2 separate regions of the Homo sapiens genome follow, and region 2 is linked to region 1. Evidence: chromatin contacts called from ENCODE Hi-C data. All regions are on one chromosome and are shown on one strand. The core of a region is the stretch at or near the end of the contact, and the rest is flanking DNA. Distances in the headings are between cores, read along the strand shown.

What was found. A loop is a pair of places that touch in the nucleus more often than their neighbours do. Pooled maps may share reads with other maps.
Region 2: a pooled map of psoas muscle shows a loop between it and region 1 (2.8-fold over the local background). The contact joins two enhancer-like sites. A Hi-C loop is called at or near these places in 3 of 50 pooled maps.

Annotation. Positions count from the first base shown.
Region 1 is chr1:167,106,202-167,111,961 of GRCh38, reverse strand. All of the region lies in intron 2 of STYXL2 (serine/threonine/tyrosine interacting like 2), which reads right to left. Among named protein-coding and RNA genes, the nearest start is that of STYXL2, 15 kb to the right of the region's middle. Within about 2 kb of position 2,646, at least 3 of the 41 ENCODE cell types and tissues checked have a DNase peak (open chromatin) inside an H3K27ac peak, as active enhancers do.
Region 2 is chr1:167,680,648-167,686,407 of GRCh38, reverse strand. RCSD1 (RCSD domain containing 1) reads right to left here. Exons shown (of 7, transcript NM_052862.4): 2 at 2,407-2,508; 3 at 898-987. Among named protein-coding and RNA genes, the nearest start is that of TRP-CGG1-1, 31 kb to the left of the region's middle. Within about 2 kb of position 2,432, at least 11 of the 41 ENCODE cell types and tissues checked have a DNase peak (open chromatin) inside an H3K27ac peak, as active enhancers do.

The DNA.
Region 1 (5,760 bases), core at 1,397-3,896:
TGAAGTTGGACAACAATTTGTGGATGGTTACTACAAAATAATTGTTCTGCTAATCAACTCATTTTTTTATATTTCAGTAGGTTTTTGGGGAACAGGTTTGGTTACATGGACATGTTCTTTAGTGGTGATTTCTGAGAGTTTGGTGTACCCATCACCAGAGCAGTGTACACTGTATCCAATGTGTAATTTTCTATCCCTCACCCCCTCCCATCCTTCCCCTCAAGTCCCCAAAGTCCATTGTATCATTCTTATGCCTTTGCCTCCTCGTACCTTAGCTCCTACTTATAAGTGAAAACATACAATGTTTGGTTTTCCATTCCTGAGTTACTTCACTTACAATAATGGTTTCCAATTCCATCCAGGTTGCTGCAAATGCCATTATTTTAGACCGTTTTATGGCTAAGTATTATTCCATAGTATATATATATATTTGTGTGTGTGTGTGTGTATATATATATATATATATATATATATATATATATATATATATATGTACCATATTTTCCTTATCCACTTGTTGACTGATGGGCATTTGGGCTGGTTCCATGTTTTCACAATTGTGAACTGTGCTGCTATAAACATATGCGTGCAAGTATTTTTCACATAATGACTTCTTTTCCTCTGGGTAGATACTCAGGAGTGGGATTGCTGGATCAAATGGTAGATCTACTTTTAGTTCTTTAAGGAATCTCCCTACTGTTTTCAATAGTGGTTGTACTAGTTTACATTCCCACAAGCAGTGTAAAAGTGTTCCCTTCGCACCACATCCATGCCCACATCTAAAAGTTTTCCAAACTTTTAGATTTCTCTTCTTTCTCAGGAACACCGATTATTCTCAGGTTTGGTCATTTAACATAATTCTAAATTTCTTGGAGGCTTTGTTCATCTTTCAAAAATTCTTTTTTTCTTTGTCTTTGTTGGATTGGGTTAATTTGAAAACCTGGTGTTAGGAAAATAAAAACAAGAGAGCAATGGAGAGAAAGCATCTCAATGGCCAAACAGGTTTATTCACAGGAATAAGCCTGCAAGGGGTTTCCGTCAGGAATCTGGTGGAGACCCTGATAGCTTAAAGCTGAGGTTTTTATAATAAAGTTTCTACAAGAGAGGGGTTGGGGAAGTGCTGGAAGGTTGGAACTGTAAGGGGCTGGGAAAGGATGTGGTAAGGGCCAGTCAGTCTTTGTTGTGGTCAGGATTGTTATGCTCCGTTAAAGGTACCGGTGAGGTTGACATTTGCTTTGTTTCTGGAAACACTGTCACCAAGGTAGAAAACACAATCACCAAGGTGGAAAAATGGCATTACTATTGTTAATTCTCACACCTTGTCTTTGAGCTCTTAAGTTCTTTCTTCTACTTGTTTGATTTTGTTGAAACTTTCCAGTGTATTTTGTATTTCCCTAAGTGTGTCTTTCATTTCCAGAAGTTGTGATTTTTTTGTTGTTGATGCTATCTATTTTTCTGGAGTTTGTTTTGTTCATATCCTGTATTATTTCTCAAATTTCTTTAAGTTGATTTTCACCTTTCTCTGGTGCTTCCTTGAGTTGCTTAATAATTGATCTTCTGAATTCTTTTTCTGGCAATTCAGAGATTTCTTCTTGGTTTGGATTCATTGCTGGTGAACTAATGTGATCTTTTGGGGGTGTTAAAGAACCTTGCTTTGTCATGTTGCCAGAATTGTTTTTCTGGTTCCTTCTCATTTGGCTAGACTATGTTGGAGGAAGGATCTGGGGCTCAAGGGCTACTGTTCAGATTCTTTTGTCTCATGTGGTGTTCTCTTGATGTGGTGCTCTCCTCCTTCCACTAGAGATGGGGCTTCCTGAGAGCTGGACTGCAGTGACTATTATTGCTCTTCTGGGTCCAGCCACCCAGTGGAGCCACCAGGGCTTCAGGCTTGTACTGGGGAGTGTCTACAAAGAATCCTGTGATGTGATCGACCTTCAGGTCTCTCAGCCATGGATACCAGTAACTGCTCCAGTGGAGGTAGTAGGGGAGTGAAATGGACTCTGTGAGGGTCCTTGGTTATAGGTTTGTTTACTGCACTCGTTTTCTCAAATGCTGGTTATGGTAGCAGTGAAGTTGTCATGTGGACAGACTCAGGACCTCTGGTTAGCCAGGATGTTACAGATGATAGAATTAGCTGTTGTTTTCTCCTTTCTTAGAGCAGCATTGTTCTTTTATGAGTTGTTGTAATGGCTTGAGCTGGTTGACCTCCAGCCAGGAGGTGGCACCTTCAGGAATGCATCAGCTGCGGTAGTATAGGGGGGAAACAAACTTGTCCTAAGGTCTTCTGGATAAATATTCAGGTTTCTCAGGTGATGGGTGAGGCCTTAGAGCTTCCAAGAGATTATGTCTTTTGTCTTTGGCTACCAGGGCATGTAGAGAAAGACCATAAGGTGGGGGCAGGGTTAGGTGTGTCTGAGCTCAGACTCTCCTCGGATGGGGCTTGCTGTCGGGGATGGAGGGTGTGGTTCTCAGGCCAAAGGAGTTATGTTCCCAGAGGGATTGTGGTTGCCTCTGCTGCATCATACAGGTTGCCAGGGAAGTGGGGGTAAAGCTGGCAGTGGGTGCCTCACCCAGCTCCCACACAGCCAGCAAGGCCAGTCTCACTTTCACTGTGCCCCACCAACAGCACTGAGTTTATATTTAGGCAGCCGGTAAGCAGGGATGAGATCTTGCCCCAGGCTATAAGCCTCCCTGAGGAGAAAGCAAGCAGAGCTTTCAGGCCCTGCCACTACCCCACTGTGGTGGCTTCTGTGCTCTTGTTTGCACTTCCTGTTTGCCATTCCCCCATCCCCATTCTGCCCTGGACAATTTACACTTGGTTGAAATTATTACAAAGTTCAGCTGGAAGTTTCCTTCTCCCTGTGGTCCTTCCCCAATACCCCTGGCTGCCCTCCCCAAGGACCCCTGTGAGATAAAGTCAGAAATGGCTTCCCTGGGGACTGAGAGTGCTTACAGGGCTCTTCCTGCTGCTTCTTCTACTTTTATATGTTTCTCAGCTCTCTAAATTCATTTTACCTCTAGGAAAGGTTAAATCCTTCTCCTGTGATCTGGATTTTCAGGTTCCCCAGTGAGGATGTGTGTTTGGAGGCAGACTTTCCCCCTCTCACACTTTGGGCATTCACAGTTTTTTGGCTATCTCATGATGTTTGCAGAAGCAAGCTGCTTCTTTGAAAGGGTCTGTGAATTGTTTCAGTTTTCCTGGTATGTTCCTGTGGTAGTTCTTGGAGCAAAGGTTCATGATGTGAGTCTCTATATGCTGTTCTGTTCATCCAAGTGGGAGCTGCAAGTTAGTCCTCCCTCCTATCTGCCATTTTTCCCCCCCATAACTCTAATCAACTCAATTTAATTCATTTCCAAATTATTTTGGATGTTAAAACTAGAGAGGCCTTTAGAGATCTCATTGTTTGGTGAAGATAATAGAGTTTTACGATAGCGGTTGTGTTGGCTCATTTCCATTCTAGCACCAAGCATTTTCTGTGACGAAAAGATGCATTTTCAAACAAACGTTATTGGGGAGTGGGGGTGGATTAAGGGTAAAGTTCATGGGATATTATCTTTTGGTGTTAAAACTAGAGAGATCTTTGGAATCTCATTACTTGGTGAAGACAGTAAAGACTTAAACACCTAGTGGGGGTGGCAGTGAGCTCTATAAAGGTACAGATTAGGTGGATTAGGTGGTCTTATTTACCTGTGTCTCTAGCAGATGGAGGGTGATCAGTCAGGGTTTGATGACTGAGTGAGTGGATGTACAGACAGATGGGTAGATGGATGAAGAGCTGGATGTCTGGATGAATGGATGGACCATGGTAAGGCTGGGCCAGGTGTCCACATACAACCTAGGGGATCAAACCTGATGATTTCCAAGGGCCTGTAGTCTCTGGCCCTTCCTCCTCCCCAGCCTCAACTTGCACTGGGTTCTCTTTGGCTCACTCCTTTCCAGTACACTGGTCTTCTTTTGGCTGTCATTCTCACCAAGTTCCTCTCTGCCTAGGGACTTTGTAGAAGTCCATTTCTGCAGCCTGATGGTTAGTCCTCTCCTGCTTCCCTCATTTTTCAGATTTTAGTTCAATCGTCCCTTCTTTAGGGAAGTCTTCCTTGATCTTGCACCATACACCTGTTTTTATGGCACTTCTATCAGATGTGATTTTACACTTATTTATGAAATCATTTGATAAATATTGGTCTCCTACACTAGATCATACCCTCTATGAAGGCAAGGACCATGACTGGGTATTTTGTTGACCATTGTGTTCCTAGCACCTAGGAGAATGTCTGGCACACAGTAAATGTTTCATAGATAATTTCTGACTCACTGACTGAATATGTCTTCAATAGAACTATACTTAAGGGAATGTGGCAGTTACAACAATCAGCAATAAGATCTATCAAGTGTTTGCTGCATGCTCATCATTTTACTGGGACACCAGTAGTAAGTCTCAAAGCAAAAGCAGGATCTTGGCTGTGTCCTCTCCATGCCTACTCTCTGCCCTTCAGAGGCCAAGAGGTATACAATATCTGAGGCCTATGTTAGCAATTAGTAATTTTTTCTTATGGTAGAGTAATGGTCACCCCAGATCTGTGATACTCTTTGCCTAGAGAGGTGGGGTCTATGTCTACTGCCCTAGAATCTGGGTAGTCTCTGTGACTACTCTGACCAATAGAATACAACATGGTGGAAGTGATAATTGATCAGTTTTTGAACCCACGTCTTGAGGGAAGCTTTCCTTCTTTGGGTCTTGACACTCTTTTTCTGGGAACTCCTGAGCTGCCATATAAGAAGTCCGACTACCCCCAGAACACCAAGCTAGAAAGGCCACTGGTCAACAGTCCCTGCTGAGCTCCCAGCCAACAGCCAACCATGTGAATGATCCTCTTAGAAATGGACCTTGCAGCCCATCAGGCCACTCCAGCTGATGCCATATGAAACAGAAAAACTGCCCGGTCAAGTCCTGTCCAAATTCCTGACCCACAAAAAGGGGAGCAAAATGAAATTATTGTCCTTAGTCATTAAGTTTTGGGGTAATTTGTTAAGCACCAATAGATAACAGGAATAGTGCTATTCCAAGGGCTAGGAAGCAAGTTTTAAGCAAATGCTTAGGCACTCTTCTCCTCAGTAGTGATACACAACCTATAAATATCAGTGACTGAGGCAAATATGTTACAGATGGGAAGCAACAACAAAATAATGCCAATATGGTAGAGCAAACCTTGCCTCTATAACAGACCTGGTGGACATTCTGAGCTCCAAGGGTTCAGGACAGCTAGTTTTCATATGACAATATTTCATAAAACTAGAATCAAAGCCCCAGATTTTATATAAATGTGAGCAGTCATATTTTCCATTTCAACAATATTTATTAAGGGAGTTTTATTATTTTATTTTTCAGTAATTAATACTATTTATACTCCTATTAACAAAACATTAATCATTTTATTTATTAAGGGTCAGTATTATGTAAAATGAGGTTTGGGGCAAAACCAAACCAAACAGATCCATGTTGAGAATTATTGTATTACTGTAGGGATTACAAGGCCTTCTTCCTTGCACAGCACCACATTTCTCCTACTTGGTCCGTTTTCTTTGTTCCTTTGTGTCCCAAAGAGGCTTTCTCACATCTCTAATCAGTATTCCAAGCAACTGATACAGACTGAAAATAGACACAGGAGGCGCCCTTACCTGTCAGGTGTGCAGAAAGGCCTTGCAAGGAACTCAGCAGGTGGGACTGCCAGGATCCTGGCCTGGGATTATCCATCCGGGAG
Region 2 (5,760 bases), core at 1,183-3,682, 570 kb before region 1:
ATGTAGGCATTAAGATGCTTGCCCAAGTTCACATAGGGCACCTAATGGCTATTGTCAGGATGCTGGTCCCCAAAAAAGAAGGGGAGAATAAAGAGGTTGTTGAAGTGGAATTTGGGAATGACATTGTCTTTGGCTTGCTTGCTGTATTTTGGGGTTGGCCTCCCAGGTGAGATGACAGAACATACAAATCCATTTCTGGCACAGACTATGACCACAGTGAAGGTTCATGGGTTGCTGGCATAAGGTGTGGAGAAGGCACTCCTGCAGCTACAATTAGATAAATAAAGATAGGAGAATATGCAGGCTAAGAACCTATTACTGGCTATGATCTATGATACCAGAGCCTTTATTATGTTGGTAACGTTGGCTATTTATATCTGAGGGCAACGAGGCCTCCTGTGCGCTCTGGTTTTCTTCCAGTGATCTTGAACAATAGCCAGGCTTTACAAGGATACTGCAGAATCACGGGGTTTTCTCATGCTTCCGTCCTGCCCTATGTAAGTGTAGCCCCCTTTCCAGGTACCTTCTCCACACCTTATTCCAAGATCACCTAAGTCAGATCTGGGAATAAAACAGAACTTTCCTGGCTCCTGAATTGGGTCTGTTAATAATATATGACCCATTCTCTTTGCTAAAATTCTCAGGCTTGGAAAATAGTGTTCGTGTCCTTGACAAATCATAAAGGAGCCTCAGTAAAAGGGAGCAGGGAGGAGCCTAGTTTCCAAAGTAAACGATTCAGGAAACATTTAAGAGGAGATTCACTCTGAAATGGAGAAATTCCCTGCACAGAGTCTGAGCTTTAAAGTATGAGTTTGGTGCCCCCTCCTCCAAACTTTCCTCAAGAAGAGGAAAGAAAACCCATCACAGCATCCTCTGAGCCCCAACAGCAGCACTTACCTCCTCACCATTCTGGCCCAGGTCTACCTTGGGGGGGAACAGGGGGAGGGAACAGGGCGGTTTCCTTCGGGTTGGTTTACTGGCTGGTGTCTGGAGGGAGGGCGACAGACAGACACACAGAGAAAAAGAGAGCACTGATCAGGCAACAGGGAGGAAGAGCAAGGAAATGGAAACTGGTTTCAGGAAGGTTTAGGGATTTAGGAATGTTAGGATGTTAGGGAAGTGTAGGAATATTTAAGAATGGAGGAAGGGAACTGCGTGTCTTTGGGACAGCCTGCTTACTATTTAAATTAATTCTATTTACCATCTACCCATTTTGACTTTCACCCTCTCCACTCCATTTCCTTTCCTGCTAGAATATCCACTTTTACTTGAGATTCACCGACCTGAATCACATTCAGTTTTCAGGCAGTGCCAGCACCTGAGATCAATGCTATCTTCTTTATCCTTTATGACATGCCTGTACTGTCTAGAAATTATGAACCTGATCTTTCAGATGGGAAAACAAAACCCCGAAATAGTGCACCTAAAAATGCAAGGCAAATAAGTACTCACTTGCCCCAAGGGGCCACGATAGATTTCTCTCCACCTTGGGGCACCCTTCCCTCATCTCACTTGTTTGTATTTATTTATTTTGAGACTGAGTTTCGCTCTTGTTGCCCGGGCTGGAGTGCAATGTTACCATCTCGGCTCACTGAAACCTCCACCTCCTGGGTTCAAGCGATTCTCCTGCCTCAGCCTCCTGAGTAGCTGGGCTTACAGGCATGTGCCACCACGCCCGGCCAATTTTGTATTTTTAGTGGAGACGGGGTTTCTCCATGTTGGTCAGGCTGGTCGCGAACTCCCAACCTTAAGTGATCTGCCTGCCTCGGCCTCCCAAAGTGCTGAAATTACAGGCGTGAGCCACCGTGCCCGGCCCCCTCATCTCACTTCTAATGAGCTTCTCACACTGCTTGACTCAAGAAAATCTAGCCCAAATCTCTCCAAAGTTAAGACCCTCCCTTGTCACACTTTCCTCTACTGGTCACCGGACGCTCTTCCTTCCTGATCCCTGGTTTCCTATCTGAATGTGCTTTCCTTCAAGCCCTCTCTTCTTTCTCAATTCTCGATTTGGAGTCTGCCCCAGCCTTGCCTTGCTCTGGCTACAGGGCAGGAGCTGGCTGTAGGAACTTCTTTATTCTGACACAGTCCAGGCCTGGCACAGCTGTGTGAGATCTAAGTCTGTATAGGTGGATGATCAAGATGGAAATGGATACAGATGCCCATCTCTGCCCTGTGTCTGATTCCTCCTGGCCAGAGTGCAAGCCTCACCCTGGTGGGGACAGATTCTGTCCAGGCACAGCAGCAGTGAGACATTCCTCACATTCAGAGAAACCCCTCCAGCCCCTGGCTTCTCTTCCTAATTTGGTAACTACCAAGCCTCCTCCCTCCCTCTCCGCTGGGCCTGACCAGATTTCCCTTTCCTCCTGCCCGCTGCTGAAGAGGCTGCTCTGAAGCGGCCTGACTCACCTCCTTGGCTGCAGCCGCCTGCTCCCTAAACCGCCCGGCCAGCTGGGCCACCGAGGGGGACGCCGAGTTGTCCACATTGGCATTGGTCTCTGCCGGTCTTTCCTGGCAAATGGAGAAGAAGAAACAGTTAATCAGCAAATGGGTACCAGATGCCATGCAAGGCACCTGTTTTGTGGCTGCAAGCAGGAATGCTGTGACAGTGAGGTATTTTAACAGCATTATCCAACTGGCTCCTGCATTCAAGGACTTAAAAAATTCGGTCAATCACATTTAGTGAATATCTACAATGCTCTTGGCCCGGGGTGTGGCTTTGGGGACCTGGAGACAAACAAAACCTGGTTCTGTCCTGGAGGGGTGCCCTGGGATGTCAGAGGCAGTACAGGTCCAATTTTCTCATTCCTCAAGGACCCCACCGGCAAAGGGCAACGTCTGCGACAGTGTACGAGTCTCCTTACCTCCTGAACAAGGGTGAGCAAATGCCCTTTATTGAACTTGAAACACATATATATGTGTCTTTTGTTCCCTACTTGAGTGCCATGGGTAAAGAAGCGCTCAGTAAATATTTGTGGAATTAATAAGTAAGTGACACGAGAGCAGATAGCACAGTGGATGGGAGCCAAACTGCCTGGATTCAAGCACTGACTTGCTCCATCTCTTACCAGCCTGGGGACCTGGGGCAAATGGCTTAGCCTTTCTGTGCCTTGACAAGGATGGCTGTAGCACATCCCTCATCAGTTGTTTTGTGGATTAAATGATTTGCTATATACCCAGAGGGCTGGGACAAGGCCTGGCTCATTGCAAATGCTTTGGAAGGGTGGTTGTTATTGTTACTGGCGGTGAGTCTTGCCTCCAGTGTGGTCATCAGTTTACCGTGGCTGTCCCTCCATTGAGGTGCCCCCAGGTTCCCTGAAGAGGCCAAGATGCACCCCAGGACACCATTTATTCTCATGTACCATTTGTCACCAAGACACACAGAGTAAGTCAGTGATGCTGGAAATGGCCAGTTCGTTTCTGCCTTGTTACAGGAGGCCTACATAACCACTTGGTTTGAATAAGATTTTTTACATGTCCAGTCCCGGAGACATTAGGTTTTTGTCTTTTGTCACCATGGTGGCAGCATTTCTTACACAGACTTCGAACTCCCCCTGCACTTCCCCTCCTCACGTCTAGTCTGAAAATGGGAGGATTTGGGCAGCAGTTTGTCTGAGAAAGTCCATCCTGCCTTTCCCTGGCTCTTGTGGTCTACAAAAACAAAGGATGCTTCCCTCCAGCAGCGAGCTTACTCCCTTGTACACACACACACACACACACACACACACACACACACACACACTCTTCCATGGCCCTCCTTTTGTGCTAAAAGTGGTGTCTCTGAGCTTTCTTATTTGGGTGCTCCCTCCAAAGTAAATAACTTTAGTCATTCTAAGATGCTGTCCCCTTGGAGCAAGGGAGGGGCAGATCTCCTCACCTCCCAGCCACTTCCAGCAGGGAAGTTAAGTTAATGGGGCAAAGTTTTGAGAAGAAGGCTTTGACAGGCCGGACATGGTGGCTCACGCCTGTAATCCCAGCACTTTGGGAGGCCGAGGCAGTTGATCACTTGAGGTCAGAAGTTCGAGACCAGTCTAGCCAACGTGGTGAAACCCCATCTCTACTAAAAATACAAAATTAGCCGGGTGTGGTGGTGTGCACCTGTAATCTCAGTTACTTGGGAGGCTGAGGCAGGAGAATTGCTTGAACCTGGGAGGCAGAAGTTGCAGTGAGCCAAGATCACACCACTGCACTCCAGACTGGGTGACAGAATGAGACTCCATCTCAAAAAAAAAAAAAAAGGCTTCGTTTAGGGATTTGAAGGAACTGCTGGGGCCATGGACTTTCCGATCTGCGAACAGCTGTTCTGGAGGAAAAGACAGGTACCCCTTTACTGTGGGTTGCTATAATTCAAGCTCATCTCCATACCAGCCTAAACACCAAATGCTGATTTCACATAAAGATATAAAAGGATTCACCTCTATTCAAGATGCCAGATTTCCCCATGATGCTGGGGGAAAGCCGAGGAGTGCGAGGCCCCACCCTGATGAGTTCCCCACTGGGAGGGGCTCCTAGACTTGACACGTTTTACCCTCACACTTGCCACATAAGGAAGTCAGAGAATGGAACAACGAGAGAGAGGCTTGGGGACAGTGTGTGATTAATTGAGCTGTTCTTGGCAAAGATGCTGGCTGATTGGTTTGTCCATCTGTCTAACTTCTTGCCCACATCACAGATCAGTCTCTCTGTCCCCTGCTATTTATGCTTGGGTCCTGCTGACAGTGTGCTTTACCTCAGTTTCAAAGGCGCCAATCACTGGTGGAGCAGGAAGATAAATTCCAGTTAAAAATAGAGCTGTATAGGAATCAAAAGCTCCTCCCTTACTTCCCTGTCCCAAAACTAGCCTTGGCAAGGGGCTCAGAAGTGAGAGAACTCTGAGGCTTCTGGAAGCACTTAGGGCTTAAAAGCTGGGTTGAAGGAAAGATTCTATTACCTCTGAGTTTGTTTTCCTGGAGCCTAGTGAATGGCTTTTCTTTAGACTAAGGACTCCAGAGCTTGTCGAAGCTTGGCAGATCCTGTCACCATCAGCCCCTCTCCAGACACTTCCCATCCTCTGTTGCAGAAGACTGATTGATTATTACCGTCTGCCCTCCAGGCACATTAAACCCAGAGAAGGCAAGTGACAGCCAGAGTCACACAGAACAGGCCAAACAAGGTAATCTGTGAAACATCTGACTCCAACTCCTGAGACTCCAGTAATGGACATCAGTTAAGTAGCATCATTTGTGAAAGTGCCTTGGCAACTCTAAAGTGCTATACAAATCTCAACATTATTATTAGCCTCTGATTTGCATAGCTGCAATGGAAGAAGTGTGGTCTTGGGGATGAATCGGGGCTGGTGGCTCAGCCTGTTTGATGCCTTGCCTGGATTTCTGCCTTGCAGTTCTGGCAGGTACAGCTGCTAACCCCTCTCCAGTGTGCTCAGCACCATACCACCTCAGCCATGGGCCAGGAGCTCTTCACGGCAGTCCCGCTAAGGCCATACCCTCACCTTGACTGTTAGGTCTGAGAACTTCAGTTTCTCTACCTATTCCCAGACTTTCCTGAGACACCCTTAGCCTCTCTGGATTAAATGTTCTTTCTCTGTTCCTGTGATGTCCATAAAGTACTTAGCACAGAGCCTGAAACATAGCATGTACTTGGCTGGGCACAGTAGCTCAAGCCTGGAATCCCAGCATTTTGGGAGTCCAAGGCAGGAGGATCTCTTGAGCTCAGGAGTTCGAGACCAGACTGGGCAATAAAGAGAGACCCCATCTGTATACAATA